Regions from separate parts of the Homo sapiens genome. Here region 1 is linked to region 2. The links are chromatin loops, found by intact Hi-C in ENCODE. Cell type or tissue: CD4-positive, alpha-beta T cell. All regions are shown on one strand. Each heading gives the region's core, and the rest is flanking DNA. Links, peaks and the distances in the headings are about the cores only.

Evidence for each region. Peaks named below come from ENCODE experiments on the same cell type or tissue, not always from the same donor. Only the 100,000 strongest peaks of a DNase experiment are listed, where the experiment ranks them.
Region 1: it touches region 2 in a loop (7-fold over the local background); 6 of 110 quality-filtered maps call a loop at or near these places.

Annotation. Positions count from the first base shown.
Region 1 is chr5:55,976,713-55,989,672 of GRCh38, forward strand. It overlaps IL6ST (interleukin 6 cytokine family signal transducer), which reads right to left. Exons shown (of 17, transcript NM_002184.4): 2 at 6,012-6,099. Among named protein-coding and RNA genes, the nearest start is that of IL6ST, 12 kb to the right of the region's middle. In CD4-positive, alpha-beta T cell, for the core only: CTCF peaks have their summits at 1,600 and 1,804; a DNase peak (open chromatin) is centred at 1,539; H3K27ac peaks cover 1,721 bases.
Region 2 is chr5:56,832,555-56,848,105 of GRCh38, forward strand. All of the region lies in intron 1 of MAP3K1 (mitogen-activated protein kinase kinase kinase 1), which reads left to right. Among named protein-coding and RNA genes, the nearest start is that of MAP3K1, 25 kb to the left of the region's middle. RefSeq lists an enhancer at 10,716-10,885 and a silencer at 11,527-11,769. In CD4-positive, alpha-beta T cell, for the core only: CTCF peaks have their summits at 6,126 (motif pointing left) and 6,326; a DNase peak (open chromatin) is centred at 6,077; H3K27ac peaks cover 1,760 bases.

The DNA of each region.
Region 1 (12,960 bases), core at 519-3,018, 860 kb before region 2:
GCCTACAAATCACTAAAAAATTCTAACACCTAATAGAACAGGCAAACATATTTGAATAGTTTATAGAAAAGGAAATACAAGTAAATCAAGCATGTGAAAAGATACTTTCAACCTCACTCAAAATGAGAGATATAAATTAGAACTACTCAGATAGGAACGCAAAATGATACAGACACTCTGGTAAACAATTTGATAGTTCGTTACCAAGTTAAAAGCACACCATAAGACTTGGTATTTCCACTCCAAAGAGCGTACTCCCCAAAATAAAAACATATGCCCACAATAAGACTTATACTCAAATGTTCACAGCAGCTTCATTCATAAGTCCCAAACTGGAAACAATCCAAATGTCCACCAACTGCTGAATGTATAAACATACATTCAAACAATGGTAGAGACATATAATAGAATACTACTCAGCAAACAAAAAAAAAAGAGTATGAACTGGTGATACATGCAGTAGTATGAATGAATCTCAAAAGCATTACACTGAATAAACGAAGCCAGACACAACAGGTTATACATTGTATAACTCTATTTACAGGAAATTCTTTTTTTTTTTAAGAGATGGGGGTCTCACTATGTTGCCCAGGCTGTCTCAAACTCCTGGGCTCGAGCAATCCTCCTGCCTCAGCCTCCCAAAGCACTGGGATTACAGGCATGTGCCTCAGAAATTCTTGATACGGCAAAACTAAGGTGACAGAAAGCAGATCCAGGGTTGCCTAGGGCTGAGGTAGAGAAGGCACACGTAAAAGGGCATAAAGGAAATCTGGGGTGATAAAAATACTCTATGACTTGATTGTGGTGGTGACTATAAGACTCTATACATTTGGCAGGACGCGATGGCTCACGCCTGTAATCCCAGCACTTTGGGAGGCCGAGGTGGGCAGATCACTTGAGGTCAGGAGTTCGAGACGAGCCTGGCCAACATGGTGAAACCCCATCTCTATTAAAAATACAAAAAGTAGCTTGGCGTGGTGGCGGGTGTCTGTGATGCCAGCTACTCGGGAGGCTGAGGCAGGAGAACTGTTTGAACCCGTGAAACAGAGGTTGCAGTAAGCCCAGATCATGCCACTGGACTCCAGCATGGGCAACAGAGCGAGACCCCGACACACACAGACACACACACACACACACACGCCAGGTGTGGTGGTGTATGCCTGCAGTCCCAGCTACTCATGAGGCTTGAGGCAGGAGAGCTGTTTGAACCCGGAAGGCAGGGGCTGCAGTGAGCTGAGATGGCACCACTGCACTCCAGCCTGGGCAACAAAGCGAAATTCTATTTAAAAAAAAAAAAAGACTACATTTGTCAAAATTCACTGAATTCTGTGTCAACTGTTTCAAAGGCACTGAGATTTTACCTTACTTTCAAGCTAACAAGTCAGCCTACCACAGTGTCATGGATACTGGCAAAAGGCATGACATTTTTGCGTCAGAAGCAAAGGACTGTATTACTCATAACAGTAGTCAGAGTATCAGCATTTTCTTGCGCCAGCTGCTTGAGTCCCAACTGTCACAGGGCATTGTGAAGTCAGATGACACCTGAACAGGCTGCTTCACAGGAAAGAAAGACAGATCTTAAGTAACCCTAAACTTGAAAAATATGCAGGAAGCATGTCTGCCATTTACTCTAGAGGGAGACATTATCTGTATCTTTGAAGACTGTAAGTAAGCCTGTCCTTTGCTCCACGGCTCTGAGAGTCTACCTTCCAACATTCTTTAAAAGGTAAGTTGGCTGGGCATGGTGGCTCACGCCTATAATCCCAGCACTTTGGGAGGCTGAGGCGAGTGAATCATGAGGTCAGGAGTTCAAGACCAGCCTGACCAACATGGTGAAACCCTGTCCCTAATAAAAATACAAAAATTAGCCAGGCGTGGTGGCGGCCGCCTGTAATCCCAGCTACTCAGGAGGCTGAGGCAGAGAACTGCTTGAACCTGGGAGGCGGAGGCTGCAGTGAGCCGAGGTCACACCACTGCACTCCAGCCTAGGTGACAGAGCGAGACTCCGTCTCAAAACAAAGTTCAGAAAAAAGGCAGCCATCAGGGTTTTTGCTGATAAGAAACGCAGAAATGTTAGACTCATGGGTTTCCTATCAAGTTGTAACTAAAAAATGGTGAATTTTATTGTTTATAAATTAGACCTTAAAACAAACAAAATCTGCCCAGATAAGGTATAACCAAAAGAAACGAGTGCTTAATACCTCCAAAGACATCTACAAGAATGTTTACAGAAGTTTTATTCAAAATAGATGAAAAATAAAATCAACCAAATATCTATTAACACTAGGATAAATTATGGTATATTCAAGTAATTGAATCACAGCAATGAAAAATAACAACAGATACATGCATCATGGATGAATCTCATATATAATACAGAATGAAAGAAATCAGACAGGTTGGGTGCAGTGGCCCACACCTGTCATATCAGCACTTTGGGAGGCTGAGGGGGAAGAATTGCTTGAGGCCAGGAGTTAAGAGGCCAGCCTGCACAAAATAGTGAGACCCTGACTCTACAAAAAAATTTTAAAAGAGAAAAAAGGCAAGAAAGTACGCTCTGCATGATTTATTTTACAGAAGTTCAAAAAGAGGCAAAAGTCTACGGTGTTTGGTGACAGAGGTCAGAGCAGTTGTTTTTTGTGAGGAAGGGTATAAAAGGGGACATTCTGGGTGCTGAGCATGTTCTGTATCTTGATCTGGACAGTGATAAATTCACTGAGCTGTACACTTATGAGTTCTGTTTTGCAGTATGTAACAAAAGGTAAACAAACCAAAAATTATCCCAATACCATTCTTACATATTAGTGTTGGCAAAAATATAAAAACCCAAAAAGTATCAACAGGGTGTTGTGAGACTAAGCAACGAAAGTATCGTCACACACTACAGGTTATAGTGTAAATTGGCATAAGCTTCCCAATACATTGAACACTTTAAAAATGGTCAGTTTTGTTGTTTGTAAATTAGACCTCACTTAAAAACAAAGAAAAAAGCTCTACCCAAACAAGGCAGAGAGCCAGTTCGGCAATATCAATCAAAATTAAAACACACACATTTGATTCTAATGATTCTACTTTATTTTATCCTACAGATATGAATAAAACAACACATGTACAAAGTTATTCACTGCATTGTTTTTAACAGTAAAAGGCTGAAACAACCTGATTATGATGGGACACTAGTTAAATGATGGTATACCAAAACCATGTAAATGTAAATACTTGTAGCCATTTAAAAAAAATGAGGAAGCTCTATATGTACAGAAACATAAAGTTATCTAAAATACATTGTTACATTGTTAAGGTACAGAACAACGCATTTGCTATTATTTGTGGGCAAAACAATATACAAGAAAACAAAACACACATTCGTTTTTTTATATATGCACAGTATCTCTAGGAGGATAAAAGTTCAAATACTGGCTGTGACAGGGTATTTGAGAGATCAGGGTGGTAGGGAGACGCTCCACCATATACTCTGCAGCCTTGCAATGTTGACCATGTGAATCTTTAGTACTTATGCAAAAAATAAATTTAAATTAAAAAATACTTAATGTCAGCTAGGTGCAGTGGCTCACGCCTGTAATCCCAGCACTCAGGGAGGCCGAGGTGGGTGGATCATCTGAGGTCAGGAGTTCCAGACCAGCCTGGCCTACATGGTGAAACCCCGTCCATACTAAAAATACAAAAAGTAGCTGGGCGTGGTGGTGGGCACCTGTAATCCCAGCTACTTGGGAGGCTGAGGCAGGAGAATCACTTGAACCCGGGAGGCGGAGGTTGCAGTGAACGGAGATGGCGCCACTGCACTCCAGGCTGGGCGACAGAGTGAAACTCCGTCTCAAAAAATAAATAAAATAAATAAATACTTAAGGTTCAAACTATTGGGTACTATGCTCACCAACTGGGTGACAGTTCAATCGTACTCCAAACCTCAGCATCACACAATATACTCATGTAACCTGTACATGAACTCCCTGAACCTAAAATAAAAGCTAAAATTATTAAAGACAAAATACTTAATGTGTAATTTTTTTCTTCTAAATAAAACTATTAACTCTTCTTGATGAGAAATGGCTTCCTAGTTCTGCACTTGGAACACAATATTGTTTTATTAAATATACATACTAACTTGATTTTATGCACTCCCTAATCATGTAACAGCTTGCCAGCATGCCCAGCTAATTTTTTAAAAATTTTTCTGTAAAGATGGGGGTCTCACTATGTTGCACAGGCAGGTCCCAAACTCCTGGTCTGAAGCAATCCTCCTTCTTTGGCCACCCAAAGTGCTGGAATTACAGGTGTGAGCCACTGTGCCAAGCCAAATGTACTATATTCTTGCAACAAAGCTGCTCCAGAACAAGAGGTCCATGAAAGAATTTATGATTACTTCAAAGCAATTAGATTTGTTTGAGTAGTACCATGGAACACAAGCAAAGCGAACTAGGCAAAGGTAGATTCCACATTTCACATTTAGAAAGTAATCTTTCCTAATTTTTAAAAGATTGTAATGGAGAGGTGATGAAGAAACATCTATTATGGGACTTGATTTCATAGTCCAAATCTAAGAGATGAAGACACAGTAACACTATATAAAATATTATATGCAATACAGTTAACTTCACTTGGGGCTTGCTTAAAAATTGACAGAATTATGGCCGGGTGCGGTGGCTCATGCCTGTAATCCCAGCACTTTGGGAAGCCAAGGCAGGCGGATGACAAGGTCAGGAGTTCAAGACGAGCCTAACCAATATGATGAAGCCCCGTCTCTAATAAAAATACAAAAATTAGCCGGGCATGGTGGCGCACACCTATAGTCCCAGCTACTCAGGAGGCTGAGGTAGGAGAATCACTTGAACCTGGGAGGCGGAGGTTGCAGCGAGCCAAGATCGTGCCATTGCACTCCAGCCTGGGTGACAGAGCGAGACTCCATCTCAAAAAAATAAAAAAAAAAATTGACAGAATTGACAGTAGTTTGCTTATTTTTTCCCTCCTTTCCTTCTGTTGATACTAATATTTAATTTAAAATTATATTAATAGCACTATTACCTCACCTCTTGCAGAGTTTTCTATGCATATATTATAACCATACATTGCATACACTAACCTTCCTTGAAATTTGCAGGTAACTTGAGAAGCTTCTATGAAGCCAAAACCTAACTAGTAACCATAAATACAGGAAAGATTATTTCTGAAAACCAAAAGCTGTAATCATTCCTCAACTATGGTGATATAACATGGTAGTGTGCCGAAAGGAGCTAGATGATGTATAACAAGTATTGCTACTTTTAATGTTAGAGAAACAAAGTTCATAAATGATTTATTTAAAATAGAATAAATTCAAGATTATCCCTATAGTTGTTCATTCTCATTTACTTTCATTTCCATATGTTTTCTCAAGTGAGAGAAAAAGCAGTAGAGTTACAATGGATAAATATTTAATGGTTAGGCTCTTTATAAATTATTTTTGTCACCTATGGATTGTGATTTTTTTTTCATTTTCTAACTTAACCTAAGGATGAAATAAAAAGCACGAATATATTTAGATTTACATTGCATGTGAAAAAGAATGTCAATATAAACTTTGTTACTATGGTAACATTACTATTACAATTGTAGAACAGTATATGAACTAAAATTGCCAAATAGAAGGCAAAATAATGCTTGTTGAATTAATAAGTTGCGTGGGGATCAAGATGAAGAAAATTTCTATATATCTTTCACAGTACAGTGTTACTGTGAATAAACTGCCAGAAGTTGGTAATACCTACACAAAATTAACTAATTATTAAATTAGTTTTTAAATTATCCACTCTGTTCTCTTCCATTAGTATCAATTATGAGTTCATAACAATTAACACTAGGATATTATTTTACATTACACAAAATGTTGTCACATAAATTATTTCACTTTAGTCTCCTAATATCCTAAAGAATCAGGTGAGTAGGGCAGGGATTATTTATTGGAACTTTGTAAAATAAAAAAACAAAAAATTCAGACAAGATCAATTACTTACCCAAATCACAAAATTAGTAAGTGAAGGAGTAGGGATTTGAAGCTAAGTCTTCTACTTCTAAATGTCATGCTTTTTCCATTGGGTTTCACTGTAAAGAGAGGAGAGTCTTGTTCAGAAGGCTGGCTTTGATAATTTTATTATATGTGTACTTTAAAAATCCCCATCTGCTCTTAGGCTTTTGGGTTTGCAGAAAGTATCCTACTTTAGATATGTTCTGAGCTTCAGAATAAAATAAACCCATAAACACTTGTATAAGAGTATTCAAATATTCTAGTGCTTTTTTTTTTTTTTTTTGAGACAATGTCTCACTCCCATCACCAGGCTGCAGTGCAGTAGCACAATTACAGCTCACTGCAGCTTGAACTTCCCAGGCTCAGGTAATTCTCCCACCTCAGCCTCCCGAGTAGCTGGGACTAGAGATGGCACCATCATGCCTAGCTAATTTTTTTATTTTTAGTACAGATAGTGTTTTGCCATGTTGCCCAGGCTGAGCTCAAAGGGATCTGCCCACCTCAGACTCCCAAAGTGTTGGGATTACAGGCATGAGCCACCGCGCCCAGCCCTAGTGCTATGATTTGATATACGCTTGCAAACATTATTGGCTCACCCACACCTAATGCAAACTTCCCTGACGTCTATGTAATGTCACAGAAACATGACAGGAACATTTATGACAGACGGAGTTCTTTAACAATCACATATTTCTTCTTCTACTAGCACTAAATTAAGCCTGCTAACAACTATTCTATGTAACCAGAGATAAAAATCCATTTTAAGATTTGTTCACTTAAATTCTAGCTTAAGTACTAGTGCTCCTCTTTGAAATACAACAAGTAACTTCAAACTTAGGCAAGGAGTTGAATCTTCCATTATTGTTTCATACACATTAAGCCTTTGATATAACTTAATAACACATAAGGAATTAAATTTATAAAAATATTTTTTAAATGTCTAATGAAAAGAAACTGAAAAAATGCCATGTGAAAGTGCACTATAATCCCACCAAGAGATAACTACCATGAACATTTTGGTGGATATTCTTGCAAAATTTTTTATACATGTATTATATAACTTTACATTGTATAAATATACACACTTTTCTATTTTACAAAGATGGGATCATGTAAGTGAGAAATGTTTTATAACCTTTTTCACTTAACACTACATAGTGGACATCTTCATAAGTTAATATATAGAGAGTAATTCCTTGTAGCCTTTGCTCAAATTCACCTCCTCATAGAGATCTTCCCTAACCACCCTGTGTTTCTTATACCCCTTTACTGATTTTTTTTTTTTCTACAACACTTAACACCTTCTAAAATAGGCTAGCAAACATTTTCTGTAAAGGGCCAGATAATAAATATTTTAGATTTCGTGGGCTTTAAGTTCTCTCTTGCAATTAGTTAACTCCGTTATTAAAGTGCAAAAGCAGCCATACACAATATGTAAATAAGTGGGCATAGGTATATTCCCATGCAACTTTATTTATAAAAATGGCTGCAAGCTGGATTTGGCTTATGGGCTATAGTTTGCCAACCCCTGTTCTAAATACAATATAATTAAATTAATTTTCTTTTTGTTTGTTATGGGCTGAACTGTTCCCCCCAAAAAATATGTTGAAGTCTTAACCCCAGTAGCACAAAATGTTACTCTATGGGCAGATTTAATTGGATGTTATAGTGGAGTATAATAGGCCTTTAGTACAATATGACTGGTGTCTTTAAAGAGACAGAGCCAGGAAGAATACCATGTGAATACACAGGCAGAGATTGGAGTTATGCAGCTGTAAGCTAAGGAATCTCAACGACGATGGCTACCACCAGAAGCTAGGAGAGGCAAAGGAAGATTCTATCCAAAGTCTCAAAAGGACTTCTAGCCTCCAAAACCTTGAGAGAATAAATTTGTTGTTTTGAGCCACCCAATTTGTGGTACAGGTTGAACATCCCAAATCTAAAAACTGAAATGCTCTAATTCCAAAACGTTTTGAGCTCTGGCATTTTGGATTTCAGATTTTAGGATTTGGGATGCTTAACTTTAAGTATATAATGCAAATACAACACAAACTGAAAAAAAAAAATCCAAAATCCAATATACTTCTGTTACTAAGTATTTCAGGTAAGGGATACTGTAACAAAGGGATGCTCTATTACAGTAGCCCCTAGGAAACTAACACATAGTGTGTGTCCCCAAAATAGAAGGTAAGTGAAGAGTGGAATGGCTAGGCCCTACGGCAGGTGTGTGCTTGGCTATATCTTCTTTGATGATGTGTCTGTTCAAACATATTGATCAACTGGGTTTCCTGTTTTCTCATTAAGTTTTGAAAGTTCTAAGAAGATATTCTGGCCTTTATTAGAAAATGGATTTACGCATTATTTTCTTGTATGCTTGTCTTTTCATTCTTTTAACAGTATCTTTTGACGAATAGGAGGTTTAATTTTAATAAAGTTCAATTCATCAATTTGTGTTTTTGATGTATCTAAGAAGTCTTTGCTTAATCTAAAATCATAAAGGGCCCGACGCAGTAGCTCACACTTGTAATCCCATCACTTTGGGAGGCCGAAGTGGGTAGATCACCTGAGTTCAGAAGTTCGAGACCAGCCTGGGTATATGGTGAAACCCTGTCTCTACTAAAATATTTTAAAAATTAGCCGGGTGTGGTGGTGCACATCTGTAATCCCAGCTACACAGGAAGCTGAGGCAAGAGAACTGCTTGAACCCGGGAGGCAGAGGAGGCTGCAAGTGAGCAGAGATAGCACCACTGCACTCCAGCCTGGGTGACAAAATGAGACTCCTTCTCAAAAAAAAAAAAATATAAAAAATAAAAATAAAGTCAAAAAGGTTTTTTCCTACAAGTTTTATAGTTTTAGGGTCATTTAGGTCTCAGTTATTTCAAGTTAATATTTATGTGTGGTGTCAAGCTGAAATTTGAGTTCATTTTGTATATACGGATAATTGTTTCAAAACTATTTGCTGAAAAAATTATCCTTTCTCAAGTGAATTGCCTTTGCGTCTTTCTTAAAAATCAGTTGTTCACAGGTGTGGGTCTATTTGGCTACTCTCAATTCCAGGGTGGGCAAGCTTTTCATGTATGAGGTAGGAGGTAAATATTCTAGGTTTGTGAGCCATAAGGTCTCTATTGGAGCTACCAATCTACTGTTACGACACAAAAGCAACCATAGAAAATACATAAACAAACAGGGGTGGCTGTGTTCTAACAGTACTTTATGAAAACAGAAGGTAGGATGACTCCTACTCTATTTGTTCCACTGATCAATTTGCTTATTTATATGCTACCACCACACTGTCGTGATGACTTTAGCCTTATAAATCTTGAAATCAATATTCTGTGTGCACTTAAAAAGCACTGCTGCTGCTGGTAGAGTGTTACATAAATGGTCATTACGTGAATTTGGTTGATAGTGTTCAAATCTTCCATATCCTTACTGATTTTCTGACTACTACTTCTATCATTGTTCAAAAAGGGATATTGAAATCCCTGAATATAACTGTGGATTTACTTCTCCTTGCAGTTTTTACCCTGTTGTGTTTTGAAACTATGTTATTTGGTAGATCCTTTTGATAAATTGACCCTTTTATCATTAGGAAATGCCCTTCTTTACCACTGGTAACATTCTCTGAAATCTACTTTGATATTACTATAGCCAATTCTGTCTTACTTTGATTAGTGTTATCATGACATATCCTCTCCCATTCTTTTTTGTTTAATCTGTATGTTTCTTCATATTTAAGTGGCATCTTTAGGGGGTAGGCAGCATGTGGTTGTATCCAATCTGATAATCTCTGCTTTCCAATTGGGTGTTCAGACCATTTACATTTAATATAATTTGTGATATGATTAGGTTTAAAGCTATCAGCTTCATATTTGTTTTCTTCTTGACTGTTCTTTGTTCCTGTTTACTTTTCTGCATTTATTTTTCTTAATTATTTTTTATTCTCTTTTCCTTGTTAGCTAATAAGCTATAATTCTTTGTTTTCTTATTGGTTGCTTTAGGTTTATAGTGTACATCTTTAACTTTTCACAATCTATCTTCAAGTAATATTATGTCACCTCAGGCATAGTATATAATAGTATACTTCCATTTCTCCCCCCAGACCTTTGTGCTATTTTAGCATATATTTTACTTTTGCATATATTAAAACTTCACATTGGTAGCTCCCACCTGAAATCCCATCACTCTGGGAGGCCAAGGCAGGAGGATCACTTAAGCCCAGAAGTTTAAGATCAGGTTGGGCAATATAGTAAGACTCTCGCCTCTACAAAAAATAAAAAGTTAGACAGCTGTGGTGGTGCATGCCTGTTGTCCCAGCTACTCAGGAGGCTGAGGTGAGAGGACTGCTTGAGCCTTGGAGGTCGAGGCTGCAGTGAGTTGTGGTTGCACTACTGCATTCCAGCCTGGGTGACAGAGTGAGACTGGCACATATTTACTCGTGTGGTTACCATTTCTAGAGCTTTTAATTCCTTTGTATAGATCCGTATTTCCATCTGGTATCATTTTCCTTGGGCCTGAAAAACTGCCTTTAACATTTTTTTGTAGTATGGTTAGAGAAAAGTCTAAATAGATTTGAAAACAAAACCAAAGTGTGAATGCTAACAAGTATTTAGCCTAAAATAAGCACAGTTCAAAATGAGAAAAGATACTGCTAATTACTATATTAACAGACCAAAGGAAAATGACAGGGTCATTCCAACAGATGTTTGAAAAGCATCTGATAACATTCAACAACTGTTCATCTAAAACTTAAAAATAACAACAAAGTGTCAGAAAACTAAGACTGAAAGAGACCATCCTTACCTTGGTGAAGGATAACAAAGATGATACAGGGACTCTAGAACCAGATTGCTTGTGTTCAAATTTCAGTCCCTATATTTTAACATCTTAGGCAAGTTTTTAAATAGCCTTCACTTTTACTTCCTTTATCTGTAAACATGGGGTACCACCACCACCTACCCATCTAGGAATGTTATGATGATTAAATAACTCATTATACATAAAGTGCTTAGAATCATTTGGCTCATTGTAACTACTCAATAAAAGGTTAACAGCTGTTATTATTAGTGCAGCTCTTGCTGTTGCTGCCACAGGTACTACTATAAGAAACCTACAAGGCCAGGCATGGTGGCTTACGCCTGTAATCCCAGCACTTTGGGAGGCCGAGGCAGGTGGATCACAAGGTCAGGAGTTTGAGACCAGCCTGGCCAATATGGTGAAACGCTGTCTCTACTAAAAATATGAAAATTAGCTGGTCGTGGTGGTGGGCACCTATAGTCCCAGCTACTTGGGAGGCTGAGGCAGAAGAATTGCTCGAACCCGGGAGGCAGAGGTTGCAGTGAGCCGAGAATGCACCACTGCACTCCAGCCTGGGCGACAGAGTGAGGCTCTGCCTCCAAAAAAAAAAAAAAAAGGAAGAAAGAAACCTATAATAAGCATCTATAGGTTTAAAGGTAAAAATTAGAAGCGTTCCTATTAATGTCAAGATTCAGACAAGATGCTTGAAGTCATCAGTTATTCACCACTGCTCTAAAGGGCTTAAGCAAAAATATAATAAATAAGATCTAAAAATGGAAAATAAATTGTGAATGATATGATCATCTATCAAGAAAGAGTGAGAATCACATGACAAACTATTAGGACTATTGAGAATTTAACACAGTAGTCAAACAAAACATCATCAAAAAATAATAGGACTATTTAGAGTTTAACATAACAGTCAAACAAAACATCATCAAAAAATAGCTCTCCAGCTGGCGCGGTGGCTCACGCCTATAATCCCAGCACTTTGGGAGGCCGAGATAGGCAGATCACCTGAGGTTGGGAGTTCGAGACCAGCCTGACCAACATAGAGAAACCCTGTCTCTAATAACAATACAAAATTAGCCGGGAGTGGTGGCGCACACCTGTAATCTCAGCTACTTGGGAGGCTGAGGCAGGAGAATCACTTGAACCCAGTAGGCGGAGGTTGCAGTGAGCCGGGATGTCGCCACTGCACTCCAGCCCAGGCAACAAGAGCAAAACTCCATCTCCAAAAAAAAAAAAAAAAGCTCTCCTACATACCAGTAATAACTAATTAGAAAATGTAACAGAAGGCTGGGTGCAGTGGCTCACGGCTGTAATCCCAGCACTTTGGGAGGCCGAGGTAGGTAGATTGCTTGAGCCCAGGAGTTCAAGACCAGCCTAAGCAACATGGCAAAACCCCATCTCTATAAAAAATAAAAAAAAAATAAAAAAAAAAATCAGCCGGGCATGGTGGACCATGCCTGTAATCCCAGCTACTCAGGAAGCTGAGGTGGGACAACCACTTGAGCCTGGGCTTATAGAGGCTGCAGCAAGCTAAGAAGCCAAGATCTTGCCATTGTACTCCAGCCTGGGTAACAGTGCGAGGCTCTGTCTCAAAAAAAAAAAAAGTCTCGCAGAAAAAAAAAAAAAGGGCAGTCTAAAGGTAAAGTAAACATAGCACTGATTGGCAAATGAATAGACAACTAAATCAATGGTACAAAACAAAACACACTCAAGTGTATATAAGAATTTAGTATCTGATTTTTTAAAAGGTTGCTCATTTGCTGGGAAAATAAAGGACTATTCAATAAATAGTATTGGGACAACTGGCTCCATAAGCAAAAAAGAAAAAAAAGAACCCCATTTCATCAGACAAAAAGACACACACTCATGCACGTGCACATGCATGTATAAGCATACACTCTCTCTCCAGATTAAGGACCTAAATGCAAAAGCAAAATTATAAGCATATTGAAAAACACATAGAATATGCTTATGACCTTAGGGCCTTTTAAAATTAGACTATTTTAGCCAAATGAAAAGGTTTACAGAGCACTTTGATGAACATCCATGTTCTCACCATTGCTTAAGAAATAAAAGCTCAAGCTTTTATTCAATTTTTATTCCGTTACAAACATAATTGAAGCCATATA
Region 2 (15,551 bases), core at 4,802-7,301:
TGGCAAGGTGGTAGCACAGCTAGTGGGTGGCAAAGCCTGAAACTGAACCTTAGCAGTTTGACTTCAAGCCTGCGTTCTTAACCTTTATGATTATCTTTGCATATTTTTTTTAAATCAAGAGGTAAGTTTGTTTAATCAGAGCACAAATTTTATTATCTTGGAAAAATTATTCATTTCTTTGTCTTAGCTTTTATTCATTCTTCACATAGTGTATTATGAAGTCAAAATCATATGTAGTGATGACTTTTTAAATTAAATTATCTATTTAGGTCTTCCAAAAATACAGAAAACATTAGTGAAGCATTTTAAGTTTTTGTTTTGTTTTGTTTTTGTTTTGAGACGGAGTCTCGCTCTGTCACCAGGCTGGAGTGCAGTGGGGCTATCTCAGCTCACTGAAACCTCCACCTCCTGGGTTCAAGTGATTCTCCTGCCTCAGCCTCCCTAGTAGCTGGGATTACAGGCATGCATCACCGCACCCAGATAATTTTTGTGTTTTTAGTAGAGATGGGGTTTCACCATGTTGGCTAGGATGGTCTTGATCTCCTGACCTTGTGATCCGCCTGCCTCAGCCTCCCAAAGTGCTGGGATTACAGGCGTGAGCCACCATGCTCTGCCATGATTTTTTTGTTTTTATATGAAGTTCTTCTAAAATAAAGCAAGTTATAAACACAAATACATTTAAATTTCAGTGTTTTTACAAGGCCAGGGAAGAGACGCGGCTTCAGGGAAAAATATGGTTGAACTTTGTTAATACATACATTTTTTTGCCAGCAAAATTGGAGATATGCTTGGTGTGCACATACATTAAAAGCAGTAATTGTTAACACTTTTGGAGTACTTCACAGAGTGCCTGCCCAGACTGTCTGACATGCTTCTCATTTGGTGCCTACGCAGCCTTGCACAGTAGTAAGGGGAGAGTGAACACTCATGACCTCCTGCTGTCTATGCACACACTCCCTCCCCCACAGTGCCTCAGCTCACACCTGAGTATCTCTCTGCATGCTCCCAGGGAGCTTCCTGCAGTACCTTAGGCATTCTGAAACGTGTGTCTTTACAACAAGACACACTTGTTAAAGCTGTTTACAAATGAGCCTTGGCGGGGGCGGGGAAAGCTGGTTTTCATTTCCAGTTATTTTAAATTTAGGCTTATTTCACACTTCAGCATTCTTTTAATTAATGTGTTTTAATTAAAAGAATTAATTATTCTTGGTTGGTAATGCCCTTTAATTTGAGTAAAGATGATATCTAAGGCCAGCATCTAGTATTAAGTTATGCCTAGATGGACTTCTGTTCATTTATTCTGTTACTGGTGGTTGTTCTTTACTAGTGAAATAAGTTAACGAATGCCTGCCTGTCACATGTGGGGCCTTTATTTTGTGTTCAGCAGGCACCTTCTTTGATAATTATAAGAGCTTAGTGACTGAGAGAATTCAGTAATCTTCCTGACCCCTATGCCTTCCCAACAAAGGAGATTATCTTTTAGTTTATAGAAAGGTCACTCAGGTAAAACTGAAATCTCCTTCAAGGCAAGATAAATATCTTTATCCTTAACTGTGTCTCTGACATGCCATTATTTTTTCTTCAGTAGTAGTTTGCTGGCCCATAAGTCTTTTATGTGAACTGCTTATGGTTGGAAACTTAAACACTGTCACTTTAGCTCAGCACTTGTTTATTGACATACTTTCCTATGTGTATGTACTGTGCTAGGAACTGAGTGAGCCCTAGGTAAATGCTGGAGCCAGGGGAGATAAAAAGAGAGTTTAATTCTTGTGTTCTCTAGCTAGTTATTGATTACTTGTAGCTAATTTCATAAGAAACTCTTGGAGGAAACTGAAGAGTAGTTGTAGGTTCTACCTGGATGTGACAGGATTCTATGTGTATGCCTGGATATGAGGACAGCTTGTTGAATACTGCCTGTTAATTTGCTTTTGGGTGGATCATGAGGTCAGGAGTTCGAGACCAGCCTGGCCAACATGGTAAAACCCCGTCTGTACTGTACAAAAAATTAGCTGGGCATGGTGGCAGGTGCCTGTAATCCCAGCTACTCGGGAAGCTGAGGCAGGATAATCACTTGAACCCGAGAGGCGGATGTTGCAGTGAGCTGAGATGATGCCACTGCACTCCAGCCTGGGCAACAGAGCAAGACTCCATCTCAAAACAAAGAAAGAAAAAAGATGAGAGAAATATTGTTGTGCTTTAAGAAAGCCTTTTAAATTAAAATGTGAGTTGACACCCCAGCCAGAATAAGGGTGATGGTGTCAGGCTCCTGAAAATGATTTTGTTGTGTATATTTTACTTATATACAGCTTTTAAGAGAATAACTTGTATAAAATAAGATACTTAATTTTAGATATTATTATAATAAGTCTTAACAAGTAATAAGATATAAAATTAAGTATCTTATTTTATACAAGTTAATTACTTATTAGTGGTAATTCCACCTGCAGGCTTGAAGTTTCATGGCCTCCAGTGTTTCTCTCCAATGGAACCTTTGCTCCGTTGAACCTTGGATGGCTTAGAATCTGGCACAGATGCTAAGGGTTGAGAAGTGAATGATAGTTCTGTTGGCAATCTTAATTCCTTGATGGGCAGGCCCAGGATCACATCCATACCTTAGAAAGGGTAGCAGGGAAATACTAGCTCAGCTTCCTCCCTGAAGAATGCCAGTATTTCCTGGAAAAGAGCTGAAGAGGATCCTATGGAGGAGCCTGAGACCACTGCAGGTTAGGAGACAGGAAGGCAGGGAAGAGGAGACAGGAAGGCAGGGAAGAGGAGACAAGGAGGCAGGGAAGAGTTGACAGGAAGGCAGGGAAGAGGAGACAGGAAGGCAGGGAAGAGGAGACAAGGAGGCAGGGAAGAGTTGACAGGAAGGCAGGGAAGAGGAGACAGGAAGGCAGGGAAGAGGAGACAGGAAGGTAGGAAGAGGACTTTTTCCAAGGAGCCAGTGGTCCGCAGTAGGGATGCTGCTGGTTGAGGGCTACAGAGGACGTGGGTTAATGGAGTGATGGGAGTGGGACGTACTTTACTGAGGGATGAAGGAGAGGTGCGGAATCTTAGGCTACTCTGGAGAAACCTGGAGAAGGAGGGAGATGGGAGAGAAATAGAAGCTAGAATGTTTGCAAAGATGAAGCATTTTGGGGTTTGGTGGTTTTTTGTTTTAAGATAAAAAGGGGGGGAATTTTACAAGCTGAAGAGATGGCACAGAGAGGAAAAAGTTTTATTTGTGGTTAAAGTAGTGAGCATGCTTTTCTGAAATGTCATTTCTCAAGGAGATGGCGGCTTGGAGGGGGTCAATTGATGGTTAATAGGAAGCCAGTCTAATGAAAAGCTAGCTATACCTTTGAAATAGGAAATTTGTAGTTAGAAATGTTTGTGTTCTCTTTGTTTAAATTGTAGCTTGTGGTATAACAAAACATTCACTCATCAAATTTTGTAAAGAATTGGCTGTATGCAGATACTAGGAAGATGGCAGTAATGAAACAGACACAAATCCCTGCTCTCAGAGAGATAATATTCTAACAAAAACGTGTTTGTAAGTGTGCGCAGAACCCATTTCATGATTTCTGCTTGGTTTGTGGACTCGACTGAGGTTGATGTGAGCAGTTCCTGTAAAGGACCATCCCTATCCCAGGTTGTTCAGAGAATTGTTTTCCGTCCAAGCCCTCTGAGTGGCTCTTGTGTTTGTCTACCCTCTTCCTAATTGTCGCTTTTAAATACCTCATAGAAATACTCTCTCTCCATATTTCAACTTGGTCAGCATGTGTACCTGACTACAGCCAGTCAAATTTTGGTGCTGGTGACATGGGTGTGGCAGTGCACGTGGGAAGGTAATTCAGGAATTACCTTTTTTTTGGTAATAATGTCAGAGTGTTAAAGTGATTAGTTTTTAGAGAGTTAATTTCGGACCTATTTAGAAATACCCATATAGATATTACTTATTCTCTTGCATACTGATAGGCTTTCTTGGATGGGGAAAGTGGTAGAGATGTGATTAACGCTTTGGGCATTTGTGCGGTTTATCTTGTCTCTGCTTCGGGTCGGGAGTGACTTGTTACTGTTTACATGAGGCTAGTTGTGTGGCACTCCCTAAACAGTTTATTGAAGTTTTGTCTTGTGTATGTGACTGTCATATTATGATGGCAGAGTTGTTGAGAACAGCTGCTTCAGCCTATTGTCAAACATTTTGGCCCTATCCATCCAGCATACTTCTTTTAGGGGACTGAAGGAAAGGGACCCAGGAGTGTCTGTGCAGACTGTCATCCTAGTAATGCTTACTTGGAACAGTGAACACAATCGATTCAAGTCTCAAGTCTTTTGATTTACCTTAATCCATTTGAATTTTGTATTTTAGCCACCTTTGTATCTTTGACATAAAACCATCACAGGGTACTCCTCTCAGAAATCTTGGAATAAAATTGACACTCTAGAAAACAGATGCTCCATTTTTTATGCTTATGCTGTGGTTTTAAATGTATCCTGCCAGCAGTATCCCCCCACCTTAAGCTAGGAGAATCTAGGTGTGAGAAATTTGGATTCGGAATTCCAGCACTGCCCCCCAGACATGCCCATTCACTGACCCCCTGAGCTAGTTCCCTTTCTTCCTCTTGGGTTGCTTCCCTAATAGGATGCACTTCATGGCTTTTGCATCTCCCCTCCCAGCCACAAGATCTTTGAATCTCTGAGGGTTTTCTTCAAGGCATTTTATTCCTACTTACCACAGGAAAAATTAACAGCCATTAACAAAATTATAGACATGGGTAAGTTCCTAAGTTAGGTTTTCACTGAAATATATATGAGTCTAGACTCATGGTTCTTAGCTTCTTTACTGACCATCTCTTAGTCTTTTCCTGGGGTTGAAAGCTGTCATTTTTCCCAAGAGTGGTGTGGGAGCTCTTCCCTCTTTCTGCAGTGCCCCAGGACTAACAGTGGATACTTGGCATACACAAAGGCCTCAGTGAAGCTTATTTACATCTTGGAGATCTTTCTGGCGTAGAAGTTCATATTGGAAAGGCATTGCTTCCTCACAGCTTCCTATGTACAAATACTGGGCATTTGGGAGTCTGGATGAAAGATGAGTAAGACAAAGGCTTTGTTCTCAAGTAAAAGTCCAAGGGGAAAAGATTAATCCATTATTTTATTAAGTACATATTTATTGACTACCACCCTTGTGCCAGGCTTTCTGCTGGGGCAGGAGACATAAGCTTGAGACCCATTTCCGTCCTCACGGATCTCAAAGTCAAGAGTGGGAAACAGATAAGAGGCCATTATAGCAGTGCTCTTTGCTGAGTGAGGACTGAGGAAGATTTCTTCACACTGAGTTTTAGGGGACGTGGCCAGTGGGGGAGGCTGAAGGCAGCACCTGGGATGGTTTCTCCAAGGGGACCCTAGAGCTTCAGTTAATGAGGTGAACCCTACAGAGTACTGACACCAGGAAATATGCCTAAGGAAAACTAGATAAACTAGGGTTTTATTTTTATTTTTTGCTTCTTCTGTATGCTAGGCAAACTCACATTTTATTAGCTGTCAGTCTGTTTTCATTTTTCAGTTTAAAAGTTTTCAGGTTGATAACTTTGGTCCGGTATCAGTCAGAGTGATGATGAATTGAGTCAAAGCTGTTGTTTTAAAAAGAATATTCATATGCATGCCTATGAAAAAGAGCTGTCTTGTTTTAAAATGGAGTAATACAATTTGTGTTACAAGTACAGTTCTTTGCCCCATTTCCATTCAAATTGTCATTTATATCTGAAATCATTAAAATTAGAAAACAGTTATGATGAATGTCTTTTGAAGCATATAGCAGGAAAAGTCATAAGTCAAAACCTGCCAGTTTAAAGTAAATGCAATTATTTGGTTCTATGAAATTGTAGCTTTTGCTATAGTGAAAAGAAATTGGCATATTTATGAACAACTCCAGGATCTCATTGAAATGAGGAAGACATTATTTAGGAAGACAGTAATGATTCAGACTATATTTAGGACAGGATGTTAGAGTTAATGTGCCTTCTCTTTCAAGTGATTAGTGGGCAGATGACATCTTTGGTATTAATGATTGCCTGAGTTAACATTTTTAAGGAAAGAGTGCCACCTACTGAATGAAGAGCTTTTGTTTTCTTCCATTCAATTCGAAGAATCTTGTTTCACTTTGAATCCTTAGTGGGTGGCATTTGCTGGGCAGTGATCCCGTCTTCCAGTGGATTGACTAGGGTAGCTAGGATTCTTAGAGGGAGTTTATGCCCCCAAAACCAGGTGTAGAAACAAAACCTAAGCATAAACATGATTCAGCACTTGGCAAGTCTCAAAACCTTACCATCATGTTAATGTACTCACTGGCCCAGAAGGTTTTTTGTTTTGTTTTGTTTTGAGCTAGGAGCAAATGGCTGGGAGGAAATGAACTATTCCAAAAAATAATTGAAGGGGATTGAAGAGCATATGACATTGGTCGAGATCTTCTGGGGAGACTTCGTTTTCCTAGGGAATAATATTAGTGCAGAGATTGCTTGATCACAACTTGGCCATAGGTCAGTGGAGGGATTCCTGAGGTCAAGTTGCGAATCCAAAGGCCTACTTCAGAGTAATCCATATGGTGCTCTTTTTGTAGTTCCTAACAATAGTATCTCATTAGTGAAAGGTTGAGTACATGAACAGCAGCAAACACACCAGTATCCGAATTAAAGGACATCATTTGAGAATTTCGCATAGTCATTATTTTTAGTATATTGGGACATTTTTGATGTTGTGGCTTAATTGACTACTAGGCATCAGCCATCTCCAGCTTTTTCCACTTGTCGATTGGATTATGCAAGTCATGAGTGGTATTTAAAAGAGGTGGACTGTATGCTAAATTGATTTATCCTTGCTTATGTGTACAGATTAATGGTATAATCCATGAGGGGTGATAGATTAAGATCCTGAAGTGAAAAAATACATATATAGTGTCAGGTATATTAACCAATGGTTAGTTGCCTTTTATTTTTCCAGTGTAAAGTATAGCAGATCCTTCAATAATGTCATTTAGTTGAACATTTTGGACAATTTTGCTAAAAAGTTGATGAGGATAAAAATCTCTTCTGGCAGAGGCTACTGTCTGTATGGAGTTTGCATACTCCCCCCATCTCTGGGTGGATTTTCTCTCAGTACTCTGGTTTCCCCCTGACACCCCAAAGATGTGCACGTTAGGTTCATTGTCATGTCTGCAAGGACCCAGACTGAGAGAATGTGGGTGTTTGTTAATGCACCCTGCAACGGGATGACATCCTACCCAGGGCTAGTTCAAGTCTGGCACCCTGAATTGTTGGGACAGGCTCTGGCCACCTGTGACCCTGAACTGGAATAAGTGGGTAAATAATCATCTTATTAATGTTTCTTAAATGTATGTTACAGCTCACATTTTTTCAGTGTTTAGTGTTAGAAGTGTTTGGGGTCTCTAGAAGTTTGGTGATGTTTTTGTGACCAGAAATATGCCATAGAAACTTTCCCACTTGTTTACATCAATTGGCCTATGGTAAAGTTGGTTTTAAAGTCAAAGTTTCTCTTATTGTGTAACTTGCCATTGACATCTACTCATGTTACTTAAATAAGCGTTTTGTTTGTTTGTTTGTTTTTTGTTTTTTTGAGATGGAGCCTTGCTCTGTCACCCAGGCCGGAGTACAGTGCCCTGATCTCGGCTCACTGCAACCTCCGCCTCCCAAGTTCAAACGATTCTCCTGCCTCAGCCTCCCAGTTAGCCGGGATTACAGGCACATGCCACCACACCTGGCTAATTTTTGTATTTTTAGTAGAGGCAGGGTTTCACCATGTTGGCCAGGCTGGTCTTGAACTCCAGACTTGAGGTGTTCTACCCGCCTCGGCCTCCTAAAGTGCTGGGATTACAGGCATGAGCCACTGCGTCCAGCCAAATAATGAGTATTAATTGGCTGAATAGCAAGTATTCTCTGAAAACATTATTTAATAATACAAAACTTGTAAATATTTTAGCAATAACTGTGTTTTCAGATTTGCACTCAGAAAACTAGTATGACTTTTAATATTGTATCCCAGCTTTTCTCCTTTTAAAAAACAGAAAACCCTAACTTCTGTAACTTGACTGAGATTAAGCGTATCTGATACCATTATTCCAGATTATGAGAAAAGTCAGCTGTGTGGCTACAGAGAGCTCTGGCCTGAAGTAGTTATTAATAGAATTCACATTGGGACGTAAAAACAACTGGAACTGAAACTTGGTCTGAGAGCCGCCATGTTTCATGTCTCATTTCAGGCTACTACTTTGCATCTTTTTGACTTACAGCACTTAAATATGCAAATGCAAAATTGTTAAGGTTTTTTTTTTTTTTTTTTAAAGATGGAGTCTTGTTCTGTCTGTCACCCAGGCTGGAGTGCAGTGGCACGTTCTCAGCTCACTGTAACCTCCGCTTCCCGAGTTCAAGCGATTCTCCTGCCTCAGCCTCCTGAGTAGCTGGGATTACAGGCATGCACCACCACGCCCAGCTAATTTGTGTGTGTGTTTAGTAGAGATGGGGTTTTGCCATATTGGCTGGGCAAGGTGTTTCACACCTGTAATCCCAGCCCTTTGGGAGGCCAAGGCAGGCAGATCATCTGAGGTCAAAATTGTTAAGCCTTTTAAGGAAGAGAAATGTATGGCTTATTGATTTAAAAAAAAAAAAAACTAGACAGGTTAATATTTTTCATGTAAAACGATCTTAAAATCTTTGTGCTCTCTACTTTCTCGAATGTTCTGCTTGACAGTTGTCTGAACTTTCTGAGAGCTTTGATAGAGTCTTATACATAATACGTGCCTCTCTTAGTAATAAAGTTTGAATTGCTATGATAGTGAATATTGGAGGAGTCTAAAAGTTCGTAACAGTATGTCACCCATACTGATATACTGCCTGAGTTAGTACAAGGGGTCTGCAGATCCACTTAGCTACCACGTAGATGGTGATGATACCTTAAGAAAGGATTTTCACATTCAAAAACATGGAGAGCCACTGGATTATAGAATGACAAAGAATATTTTACTCAAAAAAATTTTGGGAAGTACTCTCCAGATTTAACGATTAAAAGGAATTTGTGGTCCTATTGAGCTTTCTATCTTCTGATGGTGTCTATCTGCCTGACAGGAATAATATTGATGTGGCAGTGGCGATAAATGAATTGTATGTTCACACTGAATGACCCTAAGCTATCATCTTGTAGTCTGATGTGATTTCATAGGTTCTTAAGTTCCAAAAAGGTTGTGAATTTCTTAAGAGCATGTCATGGCTAATGGCACAGTCAGGACTTGATTATGAATTTCCAGACCCCTGAATCCTGTCATTTTCCTTTAGTTCCGTGAAGCTTCCCACAGTGTGGAGTAGTAGTTCAGTGGTGCATGTTTATTTTTAAGGAAATATTTCAAGCATACAGAAAGATACAGATGGAATACATTAGATAATAGTATAATAAACAGCCAGAAAACCTTCACCTGTATTTAATAAATGTTAATATTTTATTGTACTTGCTGCAGTGCAGTTGGATGTGTATTTTTTAAAGGAACTAATATTAAACAGTTGAAGCCTCCTTTGTCTTCTGGCTAGAGCTTCTTCTCTCCCTCAATACCAGCAGAAGCAGCCTTGTACAGCAGTCTTCATATTCTAGATGTTGCTAGTCAACATTGTTACCTTCTGAAACCAGAAAAAAAGTTTTATTTTGCTACTGTCATCTGTTTTTCAAATAACTTGTTAAAAGAAGTTATAATAACAGCATAGTGGAGGAGGACAGGACTTTAAAGTCGTAGAGAGCTGGTTTTGAAACTCAGAATTGTCACTGACTATGGAGAGTTAATCAAACTACTTAATCTTTCTGCAGGTTTCTTCATCTGCCCAATGAAGATGAGGACTCTTACCTTGTAGCTTTGGTGAGATGTAAAGCCACTGTATGGACAATACCTAGAGTAGTACTTAGAACAGAGGAGGCACTGCAGAGGCTAGCTTTAATAGTAGTAGTAGTGATAGTAGTAATTCAGTTTATTGTGGGCTACCATGCACTTGGTGCCATTGCAAGTACTTCATCCATGTTCATTTAAAAAGTGAGGTAAGAATTAACTATATGTAAAAGACTTAGAACAAGGTGTGGCGGGTAGTAGGTGGGTCATAAGTATTAGCTATTATTATTATCCCCATTTATAGGAGAATAATGGGAGGAACTCTAAGAAGTTAACTTTCTTCTAAGTACTTTACATATATATTAATTTATTTAATCCTGGTCGCTACTTTATATGGTAGATACTATTATCCCCATTTTATAGTGAGGAAATTGAGGCACAAAGAAGCACTTCTACCAAGATTGCACAGGTAGTGTCAGAGCTTATATCTTAACCCAGGCAGTCTCGCTCCAGAACTCATGCCCCTGATCGCTGTGCCATACTTCTTCTGTATGTGGTATGGCTTCTTACCTTATCTATCCAGTCCTAGGAACATATCTTTCAGGTGGTATGATCTCTATTGACTAAGAAGTCCTTCCTGGTTTTGTTGTAGATGCAACACGTTTCCTCATGTGACCCCAGCCTGTTAAAATGGGGTCATTTTGATAGAAGCTACCTGGATTTGATTCGTTTGGGTGGCTGTTGCTCCATAAGTACCTTTAACAGTCTCTTCACCCCCCACCCACCAGTTCTTCCTGAAGTCCCCAGTGTGGGTCTTACATGTGCTGAATTTGGCCAGTGACCCAGTAGCCGTCTCTGGTCAGCACTGCTTTCTGGCCATTGCCATCACCTCCTTCAGCCACATTGGCCTCGCCCCCTCGGACCTGCTTCACCCACCAGTCCTGCCAGTAACACCACCATCAGTGCTGAAGATGCACAATGTTCCCACTGTGCAGAGTTCCAGGGTCTTTACAATGAAATGAGAACCATTCCCCAGGCCCATTTATTTTATTTTGTATTCTGGGACTTACTTGTAACCATATAGAGACCTTTAGAGAAAATAAATTACCAAGGTTTTTTGGTTTGGTTTGGTTTGGTTTCTCATGGCTTTTTTGCTTTCACCCCAGACCTAAGAGCTTGGCAGAGAATGAGTGGACTGGACCAGGGGCAAATCTTTGTGACAGACTCTGGCCTCTGCTAGTGGTTGGATTGGGCCAGGCTTGAATTTCTGATGCCCCCTTCTCTTAGGGTGGGTTCATACAACGAGACTACCCATCTCGCTGGCTGTCTAAATAATCTTTTCTCCCCATATTCATTTTGAATTATTGGAGCCTTAATTGCACTACAGACATGCTAAATTTTGTGATAGCTTAAGTAGTATTAAGACATTAAGATTCCTGGTGTTAGTTTTTTCTCTGCAATTTTCTTAGAAATATTGACTTACTGGAGCCAGAGGGTCTGTAGAGATGAGCCAGTACAGGTTTCTTAGAGTATGTTCCAAGGAACACTGCGCTATCAAAGATGCTCTGCATAAAAGGACTTCCATGGCAAGTGAATGTGAGGAATGCTACATACCTTCTTTTTCCCCTTGGAGATTAATGACACATGTAGGTCTTATTAGAGGCTCTGTGCTGTCCTGTGATAAATAAAGCCAACTAACTTGTTTTTATCAAGTGTTCCCTGATTTGCAGAATCATTAGATGTTTAGTATTATAGGATTGTTTTTTTTGGTTTTTTTTTTTTTTTTTTTTTTTTGAGACAGAGTCTCGCTCTGTCGCCCAGGCTGGAGGGATCTCAGCTCACTGCAAGCTCCGCCTCCTGGGTTCATGCCATTCTCCAGCCTCAGCCTCCCGAGTAGCTGGGACTACAGGTGCCCGCCACCATGCCCGGCTATTTTTTTGTATTTTTAGTAGAGACGGGGTTTCACCGTGTTAGCCAGGATGGTCTCGATCTCCTGACCTCGTGATCCGCCCGCCTTGGCCTCCCAAAGTGCTGGGATTACAGGTGTGAGCCACCGTGCCCGGCCTAGGATATTATTTTGCCAAAGCTATGTCTTCTGTTTGGAACATCTTTTGGCCTTCACCAACTCTCTCTTCCAGTTCTGTTCTTTAAAATTATTCAGGCATCACCTCCTCTGTGGATCTTTTCAGGACTCTCCTAGATAAAATTAAGGATGGAGATCACTCCACCTTCGCAACTGTTTATGGGATGTTAAATACTTTTATTACAGCAGAGTTGACATTGTGTTTTCTTGCTTCTGTGAGACAGAATGATTGGAGGAACACAGACCCTGTTTTATTTATCTTTCGTTTTTTAATTTTTCTTCTTTGCTGCCTGGCCAGTGCTTATCTGTGGTAGGTGTGCCAGCATTCATTGAACGGAGTGGTTTGCTAGCATTCAAAGCATAAAGAAGAAAAGCTGCATTTGTCAGGAAGTCATTCTTCCTCATTCTGAGCATCCCAGTTAACATGCCTTTTTACCAGGTGGAAGGAAATAGTATAGTACTAGCTGTTCTGTAGAATTTTGAAAGAAATCCTTCTCCTAGCAAAGACTGTAAGAGGGCTTTGTATGCTAATTCGGGGTTATCCCCTCTTCTCCTTTAATCTCAGAGCATTAAAAACAGTTAAGGGCTTTTTTAAAATAGAAGGTATTCACTCAAAATATTACATATCTATAACTTCTTAAAATACAGAAGCTTTAAATTTTGTTAGTGGGGTAAGAATTATAGTAAGTTGTATTATGCCATAACCTACATATACTAACAGACCACTTTCGTAAGTATGTACTAGCCCTGTTGAGTTGACCACTTAGAAGTATACTCAAACTGCACTGCCACATTTCCCCAAAGGTAACAAGTAAACATAGGAGAAAACATACACTGCAGCCTTCATGTAACACTGACTTGGGATCTTTTTAATGAACACCCAAATGGTGAAGGAACAGAGGTTTTCATTTCACTGTGCCATGCATTCTGTACCAGTGCCCCCAGATAAGGGCAGGATGCATGGCCTTGCTGAGAACACCCCTCCCCCCACAGTAGTAGTGTAGGAAGTTCCAACCTACTTCTCTAGTGTAACGTCTCTCTAGGTTTATGCATCAGTTGTCTTGTAGACATTCCCAGCCCTAGATTTGTCAAGTAGCAAGGGGGGATTCTTAAAAGGAAAAACACGTTTAGCCAAAAACTGTTTTGTTTTGTTTTTAAAAACATCCTTCTTACTTACTGATCTGTGTTCAACAATTAGGGAAGAGGATACTCACAATGTTTCATTTTTCCCCAAAGGTTTCTAAAGGTTTTTCCTCAAGTACCAAGGACACAACAAAGGAAAGAATAAACAGTGGAATTTTTAGCGCAGAATGTCAAAAGAATACAAGGTTTTATGGGTTTTTGTTGGAAAGGAACAAGTGGGAAATGGGACCATATTAATTTTAAACTCCCTCTGTTGGGTGCTCAGAACATAGTTTACCTTAAGCCTGATGGATGTTCTGAGTTTCTCCCCGCAGGGAGATAGGTGAAAGAGTCCTAGTATTTAGAAGTACTGTTACAAAGCTGATTACTCTGATGAGTGATATAAGTGTTTTAAAGCAATATTTAGTCTAAGTAGTAAATATTCCTAAGACAGACAGTAACTTTACAATTCATTTGTTTTGTTGTCTTAAATGGCAGAACAATGTTGTTTTTCTGTCACTAACGTTTTTATATGTTTTCTAAGATGATGAATCATACAGAATCACCAAACTCATATTTCTGTTCAGGTCTGACCATTTTTACAATTTTCATTTGCCTATGTAAATATTACCCACATATTATAGTTCATAATTTGTGATATGTCAGCAGATTTCATTGAACTTGAGTCTTAGGTCACAATAGAACTAACAACATATTGGCTTCATTCTAGTCCAATTTGTTTTCTTTTATGCCTACACACCAAGGGTGTTCGCTTGAAAACAAGTCTTCCTTCACCTCCTGCTTTTTCTCCTCACCTGCTCTTTAAAAAATAATTGTACCTGACTCAAATTGATAGTCTTCTAGGATTTTCATTCGCTAACTCAAATTGCTAGTCTTCTAGAGTTTTCATTTGCTACCAAGTTAACTTGCTTACTAACTTGATTTGTCTTATCTCTTTTAGATTTATTTAAAATCCCTACCAATTTTAAGAGTCACTGCATATTCTTGATTACTTCTGCATGGCTATATCTCCATGTCCCCCTCTCCGAATTCTGATGTGTATTTGACTTGTTTGGATTATATTTCCTCCTGGCAAGTTTTGACTTCGTTGCAGTTTGACGTTTTCTTGACCTGTCAGTGCTCATGATTGTTTCCGTGGCTTAACAAAGTGTACATATTTAGTTTCATTATTGTATAAATTTGTTGATTTTTCTGTTCATCTATTAACACATTTAGAAGAAAGAACTTTTCTTTTTCCAAATTTGAACAGAACATCTCAATTCTATTAGTGATGTGCTTAGTAATGTGTATTGGATTGATTTATTGTGGTACATTAATAACTTGAATGTGGTAGTTTTTAATGGAATCTGCCAGCTACATTTCTGAGAGACATGAGTGTGCCAAAGAAACACCATAACCAAGCTTTTACACTACTGCCTTATTTTCTTTCTGGAACTAGGCAGGTGTAAAGAGATGATTTAGAAAACCTTTTTGCATTTTATCTTTTTCTTAGTGTTTATCTGGGTTTCAGCTGCAAGGAATATAGCCCCTTTCGTTTGATGATGTTTATCCATATTTAAACATGGCCACCTGAAAGTTTAGCCTTAGTGTTTTATCTTAAATATGTCAGTGACTTTGGAGACTGTTGAAGTACATCCATAATGTTTGTATGTTAGTTTAAAAGTAAAAAAGACTTGGTCGGGCGTGGTGGCTCATGCCTGTAATCCCAGTACTTCGGGAGGCCGAAGTGGGTGGATCACTTGAGGTCAGGAGTTTGAGACCAGCCTGGCCAACATGGTGAAACCCCATCTCTACTAAAAATACAAAAATTAGCTGGGCGTTGTGTTGGGCGTCTGTAATCCCAGCTACTAGGGAGGCGAGGCTGCAGAATTGCTTGAACCTGGGAGGTGGAGGCTGCAGTGAGCTGAGATCCTGCCACTGTACTCCAGCCTGGGTGACAGAGTAACACTGGATCTCAACAAAAAAAGTAACACTTTTCCTGCAAGGCAGTTTTCTCAAATTCATATTTGAATATTCTTATGACTATTTGTGGTCAAGAAAGATGCCTTTTAATCATAAAATAATCTTGAATAGAGTTTTTAAAAAATGTACTTCATGCAAGAAGACAAATGAGAATCTTTTCCTTCACTTAATAATGTATTCTCTGCTCATAATAATGCCCTGGTCTACAGTTGTCAGTATTTTATGCAGACGTTATTTTATATGTTCCAGTGGTGTCTGAAATTTATAGCACACTGAGTTTGAGTTACCAGTAATAATTTACTTAGAAATCCCTTCAAGTTTATTCAGTATTCAATAGAGGATCAGTTGCTTTAAATATATTCATACATTTTGAGCATGTAAGAACATTTAGTATAGGAGAACTGTACAGTTAATATACATTTTTCTTTTTGATTCACTTTTCTTCTCTAAAGGGAGATTTGGGCATGTACTTTATAGACTGAGTCAAAGGTAATTGACTGCAAA